3 separate regions of the Homo sapiens genome follow, and all the other regions are linked to region 3. The links are chromatin contacts, found by Hi-C in ENCODE. All regions are on one chromosome and are shown on one strand. The core of a region is the stretch at or near the end of the contact, and the rest is flanking DNA. Distances in the headings are between cores, read along the strand shown. Region 1 holds the start of PXMP2 (peroxisomal membrane protein 2). Region 2 holds the start of PGAM5 (PGAM family member 5, mitochondrial serine/threonine protein phosphatase). Region 3 holds the start of FBRSL1 (fibrosin like 1).

Evidence for each region. A loop is a pair of places that touch in the nucleus more often than their neighbours do. Pooled maps may share reads with other maps.
Region 1: a map of CD8-positive, alpha-beta T cell shows a loop between it and region 3 (9-fold over the local background). The contact joins the promoter of PXMP2 here to the promoter of FBRSL1 in region 3. A Hi-C loop is called at or near these places in 3 of 168 maps with a recorded cell type or tissue (CD8-positive, alpha-beta T cell, ascending aorta and thyroid gland), 7 of 37 single-sample maps with no recorded cell type and 15 of 50 pooled maps.
Region 2: a loop to region 3 is called in a pooled map, with 14 times the contacts of the local background. The contact joins the promoter of PGAM5 here to the promoter of FBRSL1 in region 3. A Hi-C loop is called at or near these places in 2 of 37 single-sample maps with no recorded cell type and 13 of 50 pooled maps.

Annotation. Positions count from the first base shown.
Region 1 is chr12:132,686,191-132,689,376 of GRCh38, reverse strand. PXMP2 (peroxisomal membrane protein 2) reads right to left here and starts at 1,790. Exons shown (of 5, transcript NM_018663.3): 1 at 1,585-1,790. The coding sequence starts at 1,706. POLE (DNA polymerase epsilon, catalytic subunit) reads left to right here and starts at 2,035. Exons shown (of 49, transcript NM_006231.4): 1 at 2,035-2,123. The coding sequence starts at 2,062. RefSeq lists a silencer at 1,275-2,584.
Region 2 is chr12:132,709,365-132,712,680 of GRCh38, reverse strand. It overlaps PGAM5 (PGAM family member 5, mitochondrial serine/threonine protein phosphatase), which reads right to left and starts at 1,839. Exons shown (of 6, transcript NM_001170543.2): 1 at 1,614-1,839. The coding sequence starts at 1,804. LOC124903063 (a long non-coding RNA gene) reads left to right here and starts at 2,086. Exons shown (of 2, transcript XR_007063551.1): 1 at 2,086-2,187. RefSeq lists silencers at 1,323-1,432, 1,643-2,102 and an enhancer at 2,273-2,322.
Region 3 is chr12:132,488,461-132,491,415 of GRCh38, reverse strand. It overlaps FBRSL1 (fibrosin like 1), which reads right to left and starts at 1,265. Exons shown (of 19, transcript NM_001367871.1): 1 at 555-1,265. The coding sequence starts at 845. RefSeq lists enhancers at 1-177, 2,175-2,304 and silencers at 1,335-1,784, 1,915-1,984.

The DNA of each region.
Region 1 (3,186 bases), core at 541-3,040, 200 kb before region 3:
CCACTTCTTTACACAGCCTGTTCAATGTCACCTTCTCAAAACACCTTCCCTGGCCGTGTCTCCACCCGCGCCGTGCGGACCCGCGCCCCGCAGACTCGCTCCCTTGGCCCTGTCTCCACACGCTCCATGTGGACCCGCTCCCCTGGCCCTGTCTTCACCCGCACCACGCAGACCCGCTCCCTTGGCCCTGTCTTTACCCGTGCCCCGCAGACCCGCTCCCCTCGCCCTGTCTTCACCCGCGCCCCGCAGACCCGCTCCCTTGGCCCTGTCTTCACCCGCGCCCCGCAGACCCGCTCCCTTGGCCCTGTCTCCACCCGCGCCATGAGGACCCGCTCCCCTGGCCCTGTCTTTACCCGCGCCCCCAAGACCCGCTCCCCTGGCGCTGTCTTCACCCGCGCCCCGCAGACTCGCTCCCTTGGCCCTGTCTCCACACGCTCCATGAGGACCCGCTCCCCTGGCCCTGTCTTCACCCGTGCCCCGCAGACCCGCTCCCCTGGCCCTGTCTTCACCCGCGCCCCCAAGACCCGCTCCCCTCGCCCTGTCTTCACCCGTGCCCCGCAGACCCGCTCCCCTGGCCCTGTCTTCACCCGCGCCCCCAAGACCCGCTCCCCTCGCCCTGTCTTCACCCGTGCCCCGCAGACCCGCTCCCCTGGCCCTGTCTTCACCCGCGCCCCCAAGACCCGCTCCCCTCGCCCTGTCTTCACCCGTGCCCCGCAGACCCGCTCCCCTGGCCCTGTCTTCACCCGCACCACGCAGACCCGCTCCCTTGGCCCTGTCTTTACCCGTGCCCCGCAGACCCGCTCCCCTCGCCCTGTCTTCACCCGCGCCCCGCAGACCCGCTCCCTTGGCCCTGTCTTCACCCGCGCCCCGCAGACCCGCTCCCTTGGCCCTGTCTCCACCCGCGCCATGAGGACCCGCTCCCCTGGCCCTGTCTTTACCCGCGCCCCCAAGACCCGCTCCCCTGGCGCTGTCTTCACCCGCGCCCCGCAGACTCGCTCCCTTGGCCCTGTCTCCACACGCTCCATGAGGACCCGCTCCCCTGGCCCTGTCTTCACCCGTGCCCCGCAGACCCGCTCCCCTGGCCCTGTCTTCACCCGCGCCCCGCAGACCCGCTCCCCTCGCCCTGTCTTCACCCGCGCCCCCAAGACCCGCTCCCCTCGCCCTGTCTTCACCCGCGCCCCGCAGACCCGCTCCCCTCGCCCTGTCTTCACCCGCGCCCCGCAGACCCGCTCCCCTCGCCCTGTCTTCACCCGCGCCTGCGGACCCGCTCCCCTTGCCGTGGCTTCCCCGGGCGCGCGGGGCCCCTGTTGGGTCCTTGGGTGGAACCTCAGCGCCGACCCCCGGGTCTGGGCGGGCCCTCCACGCGCTGGGAGGGCGGGATCCGCAAGGCGCCTCACAATCGCTGACTGCGGACGCGGGTGTCGCCGCGGGAAGTTCAGCGCCGGGTCGGAGGGCGCCCGCTCCGGGGGTTCTGACCCGGGCGCGCCCCCAGCCTGGTCCCGGCCCGGCGCTCCCGTCCAGGCCCCGCGCCGCTGCGGCCGACCTGGGGCCGGGGCGGCGTCCGATTCCCGCGCCCCCGCTCACCTGGTGGCCGCCTTGGTGAGCACCGGGTAGAGCCGCAGGAAGAGCAGGTACTGGGCGAGCGCCCGCCGCGGCAGCGCCCCGAGCCCGGCTTCGGCCCGCAGCCTGGACGCGGCCGGCGCCATCGCCTCCCCAGCGCCGTGCCGCCGGGGGCACCGACCCCACCTCAGGCTGGCCGGGCGCGGAGCCCGAGGCGCCGAGAGCGGAGTGGGGACCGCCTGACATTTCCGGCCCCACCGCGGCCCGCAGCGCCGCCCGGTCCCAACCCCACGGTGCGCCGCGCGCGCCTACCACACACTTTTCCCCGGTCCCTGCCGGCCACCTCCCCCGCCGGGCGCCGGCGCCAATTGGAGCGCCTCGGGGGGCGGGGGAGGGGCGGAGCGCGCCTCTTGATGGACGGCGGCATTTCCGGCTCTCGCGAGTCTGGGTGGGAGCGCGCCAAATTTCTCCCCTGAAGCAGAGGTGGTAGCCAACGGCTCCATGTCTCTGAGGAGCGGCGGGCGGCGGCGCGCGGACCCAGGCGCGGATGGCGAGGCCAGCAGGTGAGGGGCGCCCTCCTGAGGCTCTCGGGCCGGCCCTCCGGAGGGTGCCATGGGGCCGTCCTCGGCTGGCGCCGCCGAGGCGGGAGGGAGGCCCGGTTCCCGCAGCCGCCCGCACTCGCCGCGCCTGACTGGGGTAGGGCGGCGCGCCCCGACCGCCGACGGAGGGGCTCGGGGCGGGCGGAGGCGCTACGGGCGCGGCTTCTTTGCGGGGAAACGAGGCGGGCCGCGCGGCCTTTCCCTGCTCGGCTCTTTCTGAGGTTTTTCGGGCCTCGCCTTCCGCGCAGCTGCGTTTGGGACCTGCCGCGCGGCGGGGGCGATGAGAGCGGCGGGACCCGGGCCAGGCCCTGCGGGGTGGACGCGCGGCTGGGGAGGGTGCGGGGAGGGGCGGGGCCGGGGACCCTGCCTGGGGGCCTAGCGCTGGGGGAGGCCGAGGCGGGCGGATCGCTGGAGCCCAGGATCCTGTTCTAGATCAGCCTGGGCTACAGAGAGAGACCTCGTCTCCTCTGTTTTATTTTTTTGGGCAGGGAGTCCCGCTCTGTCGCCCAGGCTGGAGTGCAGTGGCGCGATCTCGGCTCACTGCAACCTCTGCTTCCCGGGTTCAAGCGATCCCGCTGCCTCAGCCTCCCGAGTAGCTGGAATTACAGGCGCCCGCCACCAGGCCCGGCTAGTTTTTGTATTTTTAGTAGAGACCGGGTTTCACCATGTTGGCCAGGCTGGTCTCGAACTCCTGACCTCAGGTGATCCGCCCGCCTCGGCCTTCCAAAGTGCTGGGATTACAGACGTGAGACTCCGCGCCCGGCCCTTCTCTTGTAAAAACAAGAAAAATTAGACAGGCTGGTGGTGCGCGCCCGAGGTCCCAGCTATTAATACTCCCGAATCCGAGCCGGAGGTTCACCTGAGCCCGGCAGGTCAAGGCTGCTGTGAGCCGGGATCGCGCCACCGCACTCCAGCCTGGGCGACGGAGCCAGACCCAGTCTCAAAAAAAATAGAGCAAGGATAAGACGCGGCTGCTTGGTGGCCAGAGCAAACGGTAAACATGACCGGAGGACTGGCCTGCCATAAG
Region 2 (3,316 bases), core at 590-3,089, 220 kb before region 3:
AGTTCAAGACCAGCCTGACCGACATGGAGAAACCCCGTCTCTACTAAAAATACAAAATTAGCTGGGCATAATGGCGCGTGCCTGTAATCCCAGCTACTCGGGAGGCTGAGGCAGGAGAATTGCTTGAACCCGGGAGGCGGAGGTTGCAGTGAGCCGAGATTGCACCATTGCACTCCAGCCTGGGCAACAAGAGCGAAACTCCGTCTCAAGGAAAAAGAAAAAAGAAAAGAAGGAAAAAGAATGTAACTCCAGTCTAATCATGAGAAAACCTTCAGAGAAGTCTCAATTGAGGGACCTTCTACCAAACCCCTGACCAGGACGCCTCAAACACTCATGATCATCAAAACAAGTCTGAGAAATTGTCACAGCCAAAACATGCCTACGGAGGCATGAAGACTACTTGTCATGTGGGACCCTAGAACAGAACAGCAGGTAAAAGCTGAGGAAATCTCAATGAAACATGAACCTTAGTTAACAGTAATGTATTATAAACTAATATAATAACTATAATTAATCTATATTATTTTGGCTCATTAATTTTGATATATACACCATGCTTAGTGTATGATGCTAATAATAGAGGAAATAAGGTTAACAAAAGATAAAAATCTAATATAAAGTACCTAACGCAACCACAGTAGTATAATTCTGTGCCCCCTTTCTCAAAGTACTGAGTATAATGAGGAGTTAGGACTGGGAAAACCATCCTTGCCGCTAGAGCAGTCCTGGCCGACAGAAACAGAATGCCAGCAACATGTGAAATTATACATTTTCTAATAGCAACATTAAAAAGAAACAGGTGAATTTCGATCATACTTTTAATTCAATATGCTAAAAATACTATTTCAACACATAACTAATGTTAAAAACCTGCACTACTTTTTTTTTTTTTCCTTTGAGACAGGCTCTGTTGCTCAGGCTGGAGTGAAGTGGCGGGATCTCGGCTCACACTGTGCAGCCTGGGACCCCTGGACTCAAGGGATCCTCCTACCTCAGCCTCCCGAGTAGCTGGGACCACAGGCGCGCGCCACCTCGCTCGGCCAATTTTTTTTGTATTTTTTGTAGAGATGGGGGTCTCACTATGTTGCCCAGGCTGGTTTCAAATTTCTCAAGCGATCCTCCGGCCTCAGCCTCCCAAACGCTGGGATTACAGGCCTGAGCTACCGCACCCGGCCCTGCTTGCGTTAAGTTTAAATTGACGTAAACTAAGCATTCCCTTCAGGAATCACACGAGCCATATTTCAAACGCTCAATAACCGCACGCAGCTCGCGGGCGCGCTCCTGCAAACGCCCCTGAAGGAGGCCCGGCTTCCACCTCAGCCTCGCCCCGGCCCGCGCTCCGGCGATGGCACCCAGGGCGGACTCGCAGGGGCGGGGAGAAGGGCGAGGACGCGACGGAGCTCGGCCACAGAAGCCGGCGGGAAGGGTCAGCCGCCCCCGGAACCCTCCGCGCAGAGCGGCCCCGGAAAGCGGCTCCTCCGCTGGGGAAAGCAGACGGCGACCCCAGATCCCGACCCGATCGCAACCTTAAACCTGGTCCCGATCTCGATCCCAACGGTAACACCTGCCCTGACCCCCATCCCGACCCCGGCCCCAAACAGCCCCGCGCGCACCTGTCCCAGTTGGGGTCCCAGACACCGGGGCCCGGCCGCGCGCCCCCCGCCCAGGCCGGCGGCTCAGCCGGGCGTGGCTCCGCGTCCCCGCCTGCGCGCGGCTTCCCTACCGCCACGGCCGAGAAGAGCACGGCGGCCGAGCCCCCGGCCAGCCCGCAGGCCGCCAGCTGCAGCGCCTGCCGGAACGCCATGCCGCTTGCTCCCGCGCCGGCCCGCGCAGGCGCCCACGGCCCCGACGGCGCTCCGCGAGGAACACGCTTCCCCCGGCTGCCGCTTCCGGGCGGCGGGGGCGGAAGTCCCGCCTCCTGGGGCGCGGCAGGACGCGGGGCAGCCTTGCGCGAAGGGGCGTTTTCGTGGAGCCACCTGCCGCGCCACGCTCCAGTCCCGTCACTTGTGCTCGCGAGCGCCGGTGCGCGCAGGTGCGGGCGGGGTTGTGGGGACGCCGGGAGGGCGGCGCGGTACTTTCCAGAAGGTTCCGCACCGGAAGCGCCTGCCGAGGCCGGAGGCTGGGTGCAGGGGCGGAGACGCGGAGAACTTGGGATCCTGGTTTAAGGGAGCTGGGAAGCTGCCGCAGGTTTGTTTAAACGATATTTTTTTGGTGGCGGAACACGAAGTAAAGTTTTCCGTCGGCGCAGTTCCTGCGTGTGCTGTTCAAGCGGCCTGAAGTGCGTTCAGGTTCGGCCGGGCTGTCCCTCCTCCTGGTCCCGACCCCTCAAACCCCGGGCCGAACACCGCCCTCTCCTGCGGGACAGTCTTTCTATGGCCGGCGCGTTTCGCCTAGCAGGGTCCTCAGAGGGACCGCGTTAGAGCCTGGGTTTCCTTCCAGGGGGACCAGCGCTCCCTGGGTGGACCGACCCCACCGCTTACCCATTGCTGGACGCCTGCGTGCACCGACCCCACCGCTTACCCATTGCTGGACGCTTGCCCTGTTGCCATCTCCTCGCTAGCGTGAACAGTGCTGCGTGCAGATCTCTCTTTCATTGATTGTTTTGCGTCTGTACCCAGAAGTGGGATTGCTGGACCATCTCTGCCCATTTTAAAATTGGGAAATGACATGATCTGATTTAAGCTATTTAAAAATCACTTGGGCCTGGGCTCGGTGGCTCACGCGTGTAATCACAACACTTTGGGAAGCCGAGACAGGCGGATCACCTGAGGTCAGAAGTTTGAGACCAGCCTGGCCAACATGGTGAAACCCGGTCTCTACTAAAAATACAAAAATTAGCCGGGCACGGTGGCTCCAGCCTGTAATACCAGCTACTCAGGAGGCTGAGGCAGGAGAGTTGCTTGAACCCAGGAAGCGGAGGTTGCAGTGAGCTGAGATTGCCTCACTGCACTCCAGCCTGGGCAACAGAGTGAAACAATGTCTCAAAAAAATAAAAATAAAAAAACTGAATGGTTCCACAGAAATACTGAGACTTCTGCTTAAACAGGCTTTCTTGAACCTGTACGCTTCCAGTTGGGTCTGCTGCTTCCAGGTCATTTACTAAAAATGATAGGAAGATTTAAAAAATAAAAATAAAAGGAAGGCCGGGCGTGGTGGCTCACGCCTGTAATCCCAGCACTTTGGGAGGCCTAGGTGAGCGGATCACGAGGTCAGGAGCTCGAGACCATCCTGGCTAACACGGTGAAAACCCGTCTCTACTAATAATACAAAAAAAAAAAAAAAAAATAGGGCATGGTGGCGGGTGCTTGTAGTCCCA
Region 3 (2,955 bases), core at 16-2,515:
GCTCAGCAAATACTGTCCGTCAGCCAGACAAGCAATATTTTTGGCCAATCTATTAACCATGCAGCAGGCAGCAGTCACCAAGAGGGGTCTTGAGATTAACCCTCCTTCTCCCCTTCTCAGCAGAGCCCTCGAAGGGAGGAGGGAACGGGATGGCCCGCGGAGTATCCATTTTATCACCACCTCCCTAAGATCCAGCACTGCTCCCTAGCACGTCCTGAACCAGGCAGAGCGATATGCTGGCCACAGAAACACAACTGATAAAAGGCCGACGGTGCTGTCAGACAGCCCCCAATTTCGAAGCGTAGATTTTTTTGCCTCTGCAACTTAAAACGTCCCCAAACCCACCCGACGCTGCTGGGTCTTCCAGATGCGACGGTCTGGGCGAGCGGTGGGCACCCAGGGTCCCTGGAACGGGTACCAAGTGGCCGGGGCTTCCCTCAGGGCTGCCCACGGCGCGGGCGGTCGCAAGCCCAGGGGTCCCGGGATCGCCCGACGCGTCAACTCCGGGCCCCGTTCTCGCCTCAACGCCTGCGAAGCCGCACCCGTCCACCTACCTCCAGGGCCTCCAGGGTGCTGAAGCTGGCGATGGCGAAGCCGTCGATGACCTCCTCCTCCTGCGAGCTGGACTCGCGGCGGCGGCGGCGCGGGGGACGCGCGGTGCGGGGCGCGGGGGCGGCGCCTCGGGGGGGCGCGCCGCGGAGGCCCGCGTTCTCCTTGCCGGGGCTGGGCTCGGGCTCGTCGCCCGACGACGGACTCTGGGCGCGGGCGTCGCGGGCGGCCTCCCGGCGCCGGCCACGGTCCCGCTGCGCGCGCGAGCGCCGGCTCGGGCGGACCTTGGCCTCCATGGCCGCGCGTGCGCCCCGTCGGGCCGGTGACCTTGACGCCCCGCGCCTGGCTCGCAGCAGGCGGGCTCCCTCGGCTACGCGGCGCCGCCGGGCTGAGTGTGCGCCGCGCGGGCTCGGGCCCTGGGCGGCGGCGGGCGGCGGGCCGGGCCGGGCATGCCGGGCGCGGGGGGCGGCTCAGCCCCGGGCCCGGCGCGGCCTGGGACCCCCGGCGCGGGCGGCTGGGCGCATCGGCGGGGGCGGGCCCGGCGCTCAGCGGCCCTCGGCCGCCCCCCCGGGGGCGCGCCCCATGCGCGCGGCGCGGCGATCGGGCCGAGCGGGCGGGGCCGGGCGGGCGCGGCAGGCGGCAGGCGGGAGGCGGCCGGGCTCCTGGGCACCGGGCTCGTGAGGCGGCGGCGGCGCCCCGAACAGATAACAACTGACGCACTTCCGCCCGGCTGCGCTCGCCAGAGGAAGTGAGGGCCGCCGCGGGCGCCCGCGCGCCCCGCCCCGACCACGCCCCTGCCCCGCCCCGCTCATAAGGCTCCGCCCCCACCCCGCACACGCGGCCCGCCCCGCTCACAAGGCTCCGGCCCCTCCCCGCCCCATTCACGCAGGCCCCGCCCCCCGCAGGCTCCGCCCCCTCCCCGACCCGCTCACGCAGGCCCCGGCCCCGCCCCTCCCGGGCGCTCCCGCTAATTCAGGCCCCGCCCCACCCGCAGGTGCCCGCCCTTCGACCTCGCCCCCTAGCCGCGCCCCTCCCCGGCGCCCCGACCTCCGCTGCAGCCGGCGGTGATCCGCTCGGCTCCTTCCTGGGAGGGCGCTGGGATGCCGCGGCCCCTCCGTGGGCACCTGCGGGCGGCGCTCTCCAAGCGGGAGGCGGGGGCAGCGCCGCCCTCCTCTGCGGGACTGGGGTCCCCGGCCGCGGGCGGCTTCCGAGGAGGACGAGGGGCCTCCGGTCTCGCGGAACCGAAGTCCTGCCCTCGGCGAGCGTGGAAGGGACGGGGAAGGGGCGGGGAGGACCGGGGGAGGGTCCTCGGCCAGGCGGTGCCCCCTCCCCGCGTCCCCGCGGACCCTCCCAGGCCTCCTAGGATGCGGGAGGGGTCTGTCCGCGTCCCCGCCCCGCGCCACGTGCCCCCAAGTCCCACAAGAAGGCGGCTCCCGCCACCGAGACCCCCGGGAACGCGCCCAGCGAGGCGGGGGCTGCTGCCAGACACGGAGCGCAGTGTGGAGGGCGGCGCGGGCAGGAAGCGCACGGAGGCGGCTGCGGTTGCGAGGCAGGCGCGGGGCGAACTTCCTCCTCCACCCCCAGGACAGGCCGAGCTCGGAGGGGCCCGCCTGGTGGGGTTTTCTGAGCCCAGGGGCCCCTTGCGCGTGGGCACTGGAGTCATTGATTCATGCAGCGCGTATTTGCCAGATGCCTCCTGTGTCCAGGCTCTGTTGGTGACCCCGCAGCGGCTGAGATAGACTACCCTCTTAGAAGTGGGAGAGAGACCCTGAACACAGGGCCAAATAGAATATCAGCCAAGGATAATCTGAAGAAAATCGAACGGGGAGGTGTCACAGAGAGTGGGCATTGGGTGGTCCAGAGGGCCTCCCCGAGGAGTGACGACTCCGAGCCCCAGCAGTCATGGGCACCCTGTTTCAGGTCGGGGCTACACCCCTGCACAGGCCCTCGGAGAAGAATGGTGGTTTGCTGGAGGGCGGAGGGGAGGGTGCCCAAGACAGTGGTGGGACCCTGCCCTCGGTTGCCCTTAGTGGGAACGGGTCCTCGCCCACTCTGCGGGGTCCACTTTACCCTGCCTCTGGGAGAGCCTACTGGCGGCCTCTTGTGCAGGGCAGGAAGGGTGTGGTCCAGGCACCACTGGCTGTTTGCTGGGCTGAGGCAGTTGGGAAAGTAGCTCACTGGGGTGGGGGGACTTCCTGTTCACCCAGCCTCCTCCAGTCCACCCAGCCCGCTCTCTGGTTCCCTGTCAAAGCCTCCCCAGGGTGGGGGCAGGGTCCCCCTCCCCCTCTTCCCATTCCGGGTTTTGTTAAACCGTGGTTTCACCCTCCAGCATCCTCCCTTTTGATTTTTAAAAGCCTCATTAGGAAGACAGAAACGGACCCCGAGTAGTTTCTCCATGCACGCCTG